Linked DNA regions of Homo sapiens: region 1 is linked to region 2. A link is a contact called in ENCODE Hi-C or POLR2A ChIA-PET data. All regions are on one chromosome and are shown on one strand. The core of a region is the stretch at or near the end of the contact, and the rest is flanking DNA. Distances in the headings are between cores, read along the strand shown.

Evidence for each region. Hi-C counts contacts between places; a loop is a spot of excess contacts on that map. ChIA-PET counts read pairs that join two places held with the same protein, here RNA polymerase II (POLR2A). Pooled maps may share reads with other maps.
Region 1: a loop to region 2 is called in a pooled map, with 2.5 times the contacts of the local background. The contact joins two enhancer-like sites. A Hi-C loop is called at or near these places in 4 of 50 pooled maps. POLR2A ChIA-PET finds 5 or more read pairs at or near these places in 2 of 52 experiments (AG04449 and H1).

The regions. Positions count from the first base shown.
Region 1 is chr20:36,845,660-36,849,554 of GRCh38, reverse strand. The region is part of intron 1 of MTCL2 (microtubule crosslinking factor 2); the gene reads left to right. Among named protein-coding and RNA genes, the nearest start is that of MTCL2, 16 kb to the left of the region's middle. RefSeq lists enhancers at 3,255-3,304, 3,475-3,624. Within about 2 kb of position 2,319, at least 22 of the 41 ENCODE cell types and tissues checked have a DNase peak (open chromatin) inside an H3K27ac peak, as active enhancers do.
Region 2 is chr20:36,548,844-36,553,008 of GRCh38, reverse strand. It overlaps MYL9 (myosin light chain 9), which reads right to left. Exons shown (of 4, transcript NM_006097.5): 4 at 1,562-3,932. The coding sequence ends at 3,760. All of the region lies in intron 2 of DLGAP4-AS1 (DLGAP4 antisense RNA 1), which reads left to right. Among named protein-coding and RNA genes, the nearest start is that of MYL9, 9.4 kb to the right of the region's middle. Within about 2 kb of position 2,121, at least 6 of the 41 ENCODE cell types and tissues checked have a DNase peak (open chromatin) inside an H3K27ac peak, as active enhancers do.

The sequences.
Region 1 (3,895 bases), core at 1,070-3,569, 300 kb before region 2:
GCTGAAGTGGGAGGATGACTTTAGTCCAAGAGGTCAAGGCTACAGTGAGCTGTGATCAAGCCACTGTGCTCCAGCCTGGGTGACACAGAGGGACCCTGTCTTAAAGAATAAAATAAGTAAAAAGTGTGATTTGAAAGTGGAGCTCTGCTTCTCCCGCCTGTATTTCATTTCAACATTTAAAGTTATATCTTATTTTGGCTGGGTGCGGTGGCTCACACCTGTAATCCCAGCACTTTGGGAGGCCGAGGCGGGTGGATTACCTGTCAGGAGTTCAAGACCAGACTGTCTAACGAGGCGAAACCCCGTCTCTACTAAAAATACAAAAATTAGCCAAGCGTGGTGCTGCATGCCTGTAATCCCAGCTACTCGGGAGGCTGAGGTGGGAGAATCGTTTGAACCCCAGAGGCAGAGGTTGCAGTGAGCTGAGATTGCACCATTGCACTCCAGCCTGGGTAACAAGAGTGAAACTCCGTCACAAAAAAAAAAAAAAAAAAGGAAACCAACTATATTGAAACACAGTTATTAAAGTATTTTTAAATTACAACATAGTAATATGTGTGCTTATTAACTCATAAATTCTGGTGACAGATCTAACTAGCATAATTTCAAACTACTGATGAGTGTAAATAATATTTTGACATTTTTGCAGCAACTGTTATATGATATGAAAATACCTGTGATTTTTTTTTGGTGGCAAAGTCACAGATATTACTCATATAATGATGATTTGTTCATAGGCCCAGAATAGAAGGAAATGCTACATTTTACTTAGAGGTCAGTGAAAAGGAAGATGTGATTTTCCAAGTTCATGGACTCCCTGAGTTCTGGTTCCAAGGAAAGATCTTGAAGTTGGTGGTTGGACTTTGAGTCCTGCTTGGAGGTCTCACCCCCTCCCCCTGCCTGTTTGCGTGTGCTTGGGCACCACCCACCTTCCCTGTGCTTCTCTGAAGTTCTTCATCTGTAGAACATGGATGATGGTTCCTGTCTTTCCTTACTGGGAGTGGGGGGTTCAGTGAGGATCTGTGAGATGATTCAGATGGAATGTCTTTGTAAACTGTGAAGCCCTCTGCTGCTGTGCAAGATCTTGCTATTATTAGCAGTAGTGTGAGCTCATGTTTGGCTGTCCGGCCCAGCCGGGACCAAGAGGCTCTTCCTGGACAATTCTCCCAGGATTCTTGGGAATCAGTCCATCGAGGGGAGCAGGTTTGCCTTTGAGAGGCTGCTTCCTGCAGGCTGAGCTCATGGTTTGGCAGGGGGTGGACAGAGATGCACCTTGTGGGCAGGGAGTGGGTGGGTGAGCAGGAGGTTCCCTACGTAGACAGACCCTGCCTACCCTCCTTGGGTGGCATAGGGATCTGCGACCAGTTCTGATCTGCCCAGGCTCTCCCTCTCTCATTTTTATTTAGAGACAGGGGTCTCACTCTGTCACCTAGCCTGGAGTGCAGTGGTGCACTCATGGCTCACAGCAGCCTGGAACTCCTGGGCTCAAGTGAACCTCCTGCCTCAGCCTCCTGAGTAGCTGGGGACTACAGGCACATGCCCAGCTAAGTTTTTAAAATTTTTTATTTTTTTGTAGAGACGGAGACTCACTGTGTTGCCAAGGCTGGTCTTGAACTCCTGTCTTCCTAACTCTTTGCAGCTGGCTGGGAGTTGTGGACTGGGCAGGACAGAAGCTATACTCTTTTTTTTTTTTTTTTTTTTGAGTCAGACTGTCTCTGTGTCACTCAGGCTGGAGTGTAGTGGTGCAATCCTTGCTTATTGCAGCCTCAACCTCCCAAGCTCAAGTGATCCTCCTGTTGCAGCCTCCTGAGTATCTGAGGCTACAGGTGTACAGCACCATGCCTGGCTAATTTTTAATTTTTTTGTAGAGATGGGGTCTCGCTATGTTGTCCAGGCTGGTCTCAAACTCCTGAGCTCAAGGGATCTTCCCTCTTTGGCCTCTGCAAAGTGTTGCGATTACAGGCGTGAGCCACCGCGCCTGGCCCCATACTCATTCTTTAATTCCTACATCTACCCATAGACAGTGACAGGTACCTGCTCTGTGCCACGGTCTGCCCTGGGTGATGCTGAGGACTAGACACAAACCAGCCCCTGCCCTTCTCCCTAGCTCTTGGGGAAGATTGACATGAAAACAGACAAATACAACCTAAAATTACCAGCACAACGGACCATAGATTTCAGAGTGTGGGGTTTGAATCAGAGTCTGGGAAGGAAATGTTCTGGAAGGATGAGATAGTCAGGAGTCAGCCTGGCAAAGGCCGTTCTAGCAGAGGGAATAGCTGAACAAATTGGAAGAGCACAGTTATGACGCACTGACCCAGGGCCACGTGGCTTGTTTGGAATCCAGCCCCGCAGGTCCCTTGCTCAAGCAGCTCTGCGAAGCTTCTGAGCCTCGTCTCCTCATCTGCAAAACAGGAACGTTTTCAGCACCTACCTCACAGGGTCGGTAAGAGGATTAAACTGTCAACTGATAATGCACGTACTGCCTGTGCGGGGGCCTGGTAATTAGTGAGCCTCCTAATAGGTGGTAGCCGTGTTTTGTTTGTTGAAACAGTCTGTCTCTGTCGCCCAGGCTGGAGTGCATTGTTGCAATCTCAGCTCACTGCAACCTCTGCCTCTGGGTTTCAAGCGATTCTCCTGCCTCAGCCTCCCGAGTAGCTGGGATTACAGGCACACGCCACCAAGCCTGGCTAATTTTTTTGTATTTTTTTGTAGAGATGGGGTTTCACCATGTTGGTCAGGCAAGTCTCAAACTCCTGACCTCAGGTAATCCATCCGCCTCGGCCTCCCAAAGTGCTGGGATTACAGGCGTGAGCCGCCGTGCCTGGCCAATGGTAGCCATTTCTAAAGTCACAGCCTATTTGGACGCTGGAGGGCTGGGGTAAGGCGGGAGTAGGGAGGAGACCAGGGGCTGGCTCAGGACCCGGTAAGGGGACTTGGACCTACTGCAGAAGCTGGTGAGAACCGGTGGAAGAGATAGAAAGCCGTCTACCTTCTTCAGATTTTCTCCAAAAACAGCTATTAACTGTAATCAGAGCAAAAAAGCATTCTCTAGAAAGGGAAGCACTGCCTATCCTGGCAGCAGTGTGGGTGCCCTGGTCCCCCATCCTCCCCCATGCTCCTATTCCCCGTTTCTAGTCCAGCTAAAAAATCTGGGTTAGCTTCAAGAGTAGCCTTTAAGGTGAAGAGGTCAACTTGAAGGAGGTGGCCAGGCCGTGGTGGGGCTGAGGGTCAGGGGCCCCAAGGCTCTGAGGTGGGCACTACCAGGCACTGTGCCCTTTTGTTGTCTGGCAGAGGATGAGGCTTGGGGTTTCCCCAGTGGTGTTGAGGGGATTTTTTTTTTTTTTTTGAGACACAGTCTCGCTCTGTTGCCCAGGCCGGAGTGCAGTGGTGCGATCTTGGCTCACTACAACCTCTGCCTCCCAAATTCAAGCAATTCTCTTGCCTCAGCCTCCCAAACAGCTGGGATTACAGTCGTGAGCCACCACAGCTGGCTAATTTTTATATTTTTAGTAGAGACAAGGTTTCACCATGTCTACAACTTTGTTCCATAGCCACGAGGCCTACTGAGTCCAGTGGAGCTGGGCCTCTCCCTCCCCACTTCCACACAGTTAGGGGGTCTGGGAGCTGGGAGAGGCTCTTCAGAACCACTGAGCTGTCTGTGAAGGAGCTGGGAAGCCTGTGCTCCTCACCCCCACCTCCCAGGGCCCCCCACCCCCAGCTCCTTCAGTTGGATCTGTCACTGGAGAGCTCTCCTGGGATGGAGGCCCAGACTGCATGACCACAGAGCCCCAGAACATTCTTAGGCTCCCTGAGGACTGTGAACCTCTGGAACAGAACAAAGGCCTGCCCTCTGGGTCCCCTCCCCAAGCCCCAGCAGCACCTCTCCTAGCCC
Region 2 (4,165 bases), core at 872-3,371:
GGTGCGTGCCTGTAATCCCAGCTACTTGGGGAGCTGAGGCAGGAGAATCACTTGAACTTGGGAGGCGGAGGTTGCAGTGAACTGAGATCACACCACTGTACTCCATTCTGGGTGACAGAGTGAAACTGAGTCTCAAAAAAAAAAGTTTAAGATTCATTTTGATTCTATTATAAGGTCTAATGAGGCTGCCAGAAAGATAAGGAAACACAAAAATTTTCAGAAAATAAATGGAATTTCTAATGTTTTAAAAGTGCTAGCCTTTGGAGGAATTTAAAAAAAGGACTCTGTCAGGTGTGGTGGTATGTGTTTGTAGTCTTAGCTACTTGGGAGGCTGAGGCAGAAGGATCACTTGAGGCCAAGAGTTTGAGGCCAGCCCAGGCAACAAAGCGAGACCCCATCTCTACCAAAAATTTAAAAATTGGCTAGGTGCAGTGGCACATGCCTGTAATCCTAGCACTTTGGGAGGCCAAGGCAGGTGGATCACCTGATGTCAGGAGTTCGAGACCAGCCTGGCCAACATAGTGAAACCCCCTCTCTACTAAAAATACAAAAAGTTATCCAGGCGTGGTGGCGGCTGCCTGTGATCCCAGCTACTCGGGAGGCTGAGGCAGGAGAATCGCTTGAACCTGGGAGGTTGCCGTGAGCTGAGATCGTGCCATTGCACTCCAGCATGGGCAACAAGAGTGAAACTCTGTCTCAAAAGAGAAAAACCACAAAAATTAAAAAATTAAGGCCAGGTGTGGTGGTTCACACTTGTAATCTCACCACTTTGAGAGGCCAAGGTGGGAGGATTGCTTGAGCCCAGGAGTTTGACACCAGCCTGGGCAACATAGCAAGATCCTCTCTCTACAAAAAATAAAAAATTAGTCAGGCGTGGTGGCACAGGTCTGTAGTAGCAGCTGCTCAGGAGGCTGAGGTGGGAGAATTGCTTGAGCCCAGGAGTTCTAGGCTGCAGGGACCTATGATCACACCACTGCACTCCAGCCTGAGCAACAGAAAGACCCAGTCTGAAAAAGCTAGACAAATACTAGGAAAAAATAGAAAATTTTACAGTTTTACAATGATGTTGAGCACTTAAAAATGTATTTGGTGAGTATTTAAAATGTTCTTATTAAGTGTATGTATTTTGGCCGGGCGTGGTGGCCCACCCCTGTAATCCCAGCACTTTGGGAGGCTAAGGTGGGTGGATCACAAGGTCAAGAGATGGAGACCATCTGGCGAACATGGTGAAACCCTGTCTCTACTAAATATACAAAAATTAGCTGGGCGTGGTGGCGCACACCTGTAGTCCCAGCTACTTGGGAGGTTGAGGCAGGAGAATCACTTGAACCCGGGAGGCGGAGGTTGCAGTGAGCCGAGATCACGCCACTGCACTCCAGCCTGGGAGAAAGAGCGAGACTCTGTCTCAAAAAAAAAAGAAAAAAATAAGTATATGCATTTCTTCTGAGATTCCTTTTCATGTTACCATTTTTTTCCTACGGCGTTGTCTTTTTCTGATTCAATTACTGAAGCTTTATATAGATTAGTGTTAACTCTTGTTTTGTTAAATATGCTGCAGGTATTTCCTCCCAGAATGCATTTGGCTTTTAATTTTGCTTATGGTTTCTTTAGCTCTACAAAAAGAATGTTGACTTCATGCATTTAAATCTGCCAGTATTTTCCTTTGTGGCTTCTGGGTTTTGTGCTAGACTTGGAAAGTTCCGGGGGTCCTTTACTGCTGGTCTGTGGGTGCTGCAGGTCCTGCCTTGCCCTGCCCAGAGCACGTTCCTCTTCCCTTCCTGTGGGTCAAGGTAGCCCCCAGGCCAGTTCTGAAGCCAGTGAGGCTGGACTGGTCCTGACCTCTTCCCGCCTGTGTGCGAAGCTCTTCCGTCTTCCGTCTCGGGGTGAAGGTGGGGTGAACTGTGACAGAATCGCACGCTGGGGCTTGACATCTAGATGACGCGTCCTTGCCTCCTTCCAGAAATGCCTTTGGTGCTGCAGTGGCTCTGCTGAGAGGACCTTATGACCCTGGTGTCGGGCATGTGTGGCCAGTACCCTGGGACACTCTGAGACCCCCCTCCCACACCCTTGGGGCTGGCAGCATCGAATGGGTGGCCAGACTGAGAGTTGCCCAGGGCCGTGTGTGTAGCTGGAGGCCTGCAGCCTGCTGCCGGGGGTGAGAATGTGTTTGGGACTGAGTTTGGGATACTATTTGGGCCTGGTTTGGAACTTGTTCGGGTCTCGCCCCTTCTGGAGTTGATACCAGGGACTTTTGGGCCTCTGTTTGGAGCCAGGATGAGGAGTTTCAGCCGAGCTCTGAGCAGGGCCTGGCGTTGAGGCCTGCAGGAGGTTAGGGCCTCCTGGTCAGGCACAGGGTCCCCTGGTGCTCAGCTCCCCCTTGGCCCTGATCTGGGACCTTTGCTGAGTGCTGCGGCTGCCTGCGCTGGGTGACCTCTGGAGAAGGCCTCAGGACCAAGCTGGGTCCACTCGCTGGGGTCAGGTGGGGTGGGTCCGGCCCTCACTCTTCCCTAGGCCTATTGGGTGACCCAGGCAGTCCATGCCCCTCTGGACTCTCTGCTCAGTCATTCAGCGCTCTTTCTGCCCCTCTTAGGCCCCAGGCACTGCCATCAGTGTCCCCATCATCCACCAGTAGCAGGGGTCCCGGCCCTGCCTGCCCTGCGTACACAGGGACATGGAAAGCTGTGGCCCCCATGCTGTTGGTCCTGGGGCTGAACTCGCCCTCCACCTGCCTGGGGCTGGGAAACCCCTCATTCCCACCTCCAACCCTGAGCTGCTGGGACGCCTGCCTCATCACTGTTGGAGCCTCCCTGTTCTTCTGGAACCCGGAGCTTTAGTCCTGAGGGCTGTGTGGCCTGACCTCTGCCCCCCAAGAGGCCTGGAACCCTCCACGGGATTGGCTGTGGTGATTCCCATGGTCCTCCCTTTCCCACAAGCCCTGAGAAGGCCATGAGGCCCATTCCCTCCGTCCCCTGTCCCCTGCTGGTCTCAGCTGAGCACAGAGCCCACTTACTAGGGACTCTGGTCCCTAGAGGCTTCAGGGACCATATGGCCGGAGGACACCCAGTCCTTCCCTGGGCCAGGGTGGGAGGAGCAGGGCAGTAACTGGAGATGGCAGGAGAAGGTGGGAGAGGGTTTCAGGCCCGGGGTCCCCTTACTTCACCCCAGCCACAGACACACAGACCAGAAGCAGTGCTCAGTCCTCTATTGGAGATTCTGCCCCCTCTGGGACAGATGTCCACGCTGCCCGCGACTCCTGAGCACACTCCCATGGCGGGTGGCGTGCTCTGGGTGGGTGTGCGGCAGTGGCCGGTCAGGGTGTAGGGAAGGGGACTGAGAGGGGACCTTGGTGAGCTTGCATTTGTGTGGGGATACACGTGAAGGGGTGTCTGATCCCAGGACTCAGGGCCTCTTCCTCCTGGGGGGCACACAGAGCCCCTTCCCTTCCTCCTCGGGGAACAGCCCCGGAATGGGGCCTTCCCTTGGTGCCTCTAGGTCCTGCCCTCCAGCCCATGTCCCCAGAAGGTGGTCTTTCCTTGGAGGGGTCAGAGACTATAGCCCAGGGCTCTGGGGTCACTGTGGGAACATCTGCCTCAGCTCGGCACGCACTTCTCCTGGCCTGTTTCTTCCACTGGGAACTGGGACCCTAACCCCTCAAAGGGGGATCCCTGAGCGAGGGTCATGGGCAGGGAGCTGGTATGGACGGGTGTGTGCGGGGAGGGGTGACTGGCGGGGGCTGGGGTGTCAGGGGGCTGGGGTGGCCTAGTCGTCTTTATCCTTGGCGCCATGTTTGAGGATGCGGGTGAACTCCACGTAGTTGAAGTTGCCTTTCTTATCAATGGGTGCCTCCCGGTACATCTCGTCCACTTCCTCATCTGTGAAGCGGTCACCCATGGTGGTGAGCAGCTCCCGGAGGTGGTCCTCATGGATGAAACCTGCGGGCAGGGGCAGGGTGGGTGAGAGCAGGAACTTGGGCTGAGACATACACAGCAGCCCCATCCCTCAGCCCCCTGGCAGCTCTTGCAGACCTAGAGGGGCTGGGAAGATACAATCTTAGTCTCTGGTCAGTCTGAGGAATGAGGACGTGGCAGGAGGGGTGTGGGGGTGCACGTGAAGGGGTGTCGGATCCCACGTGAAGGGGTGCCAGGGTCCTGAGGGGAGGAGTTGT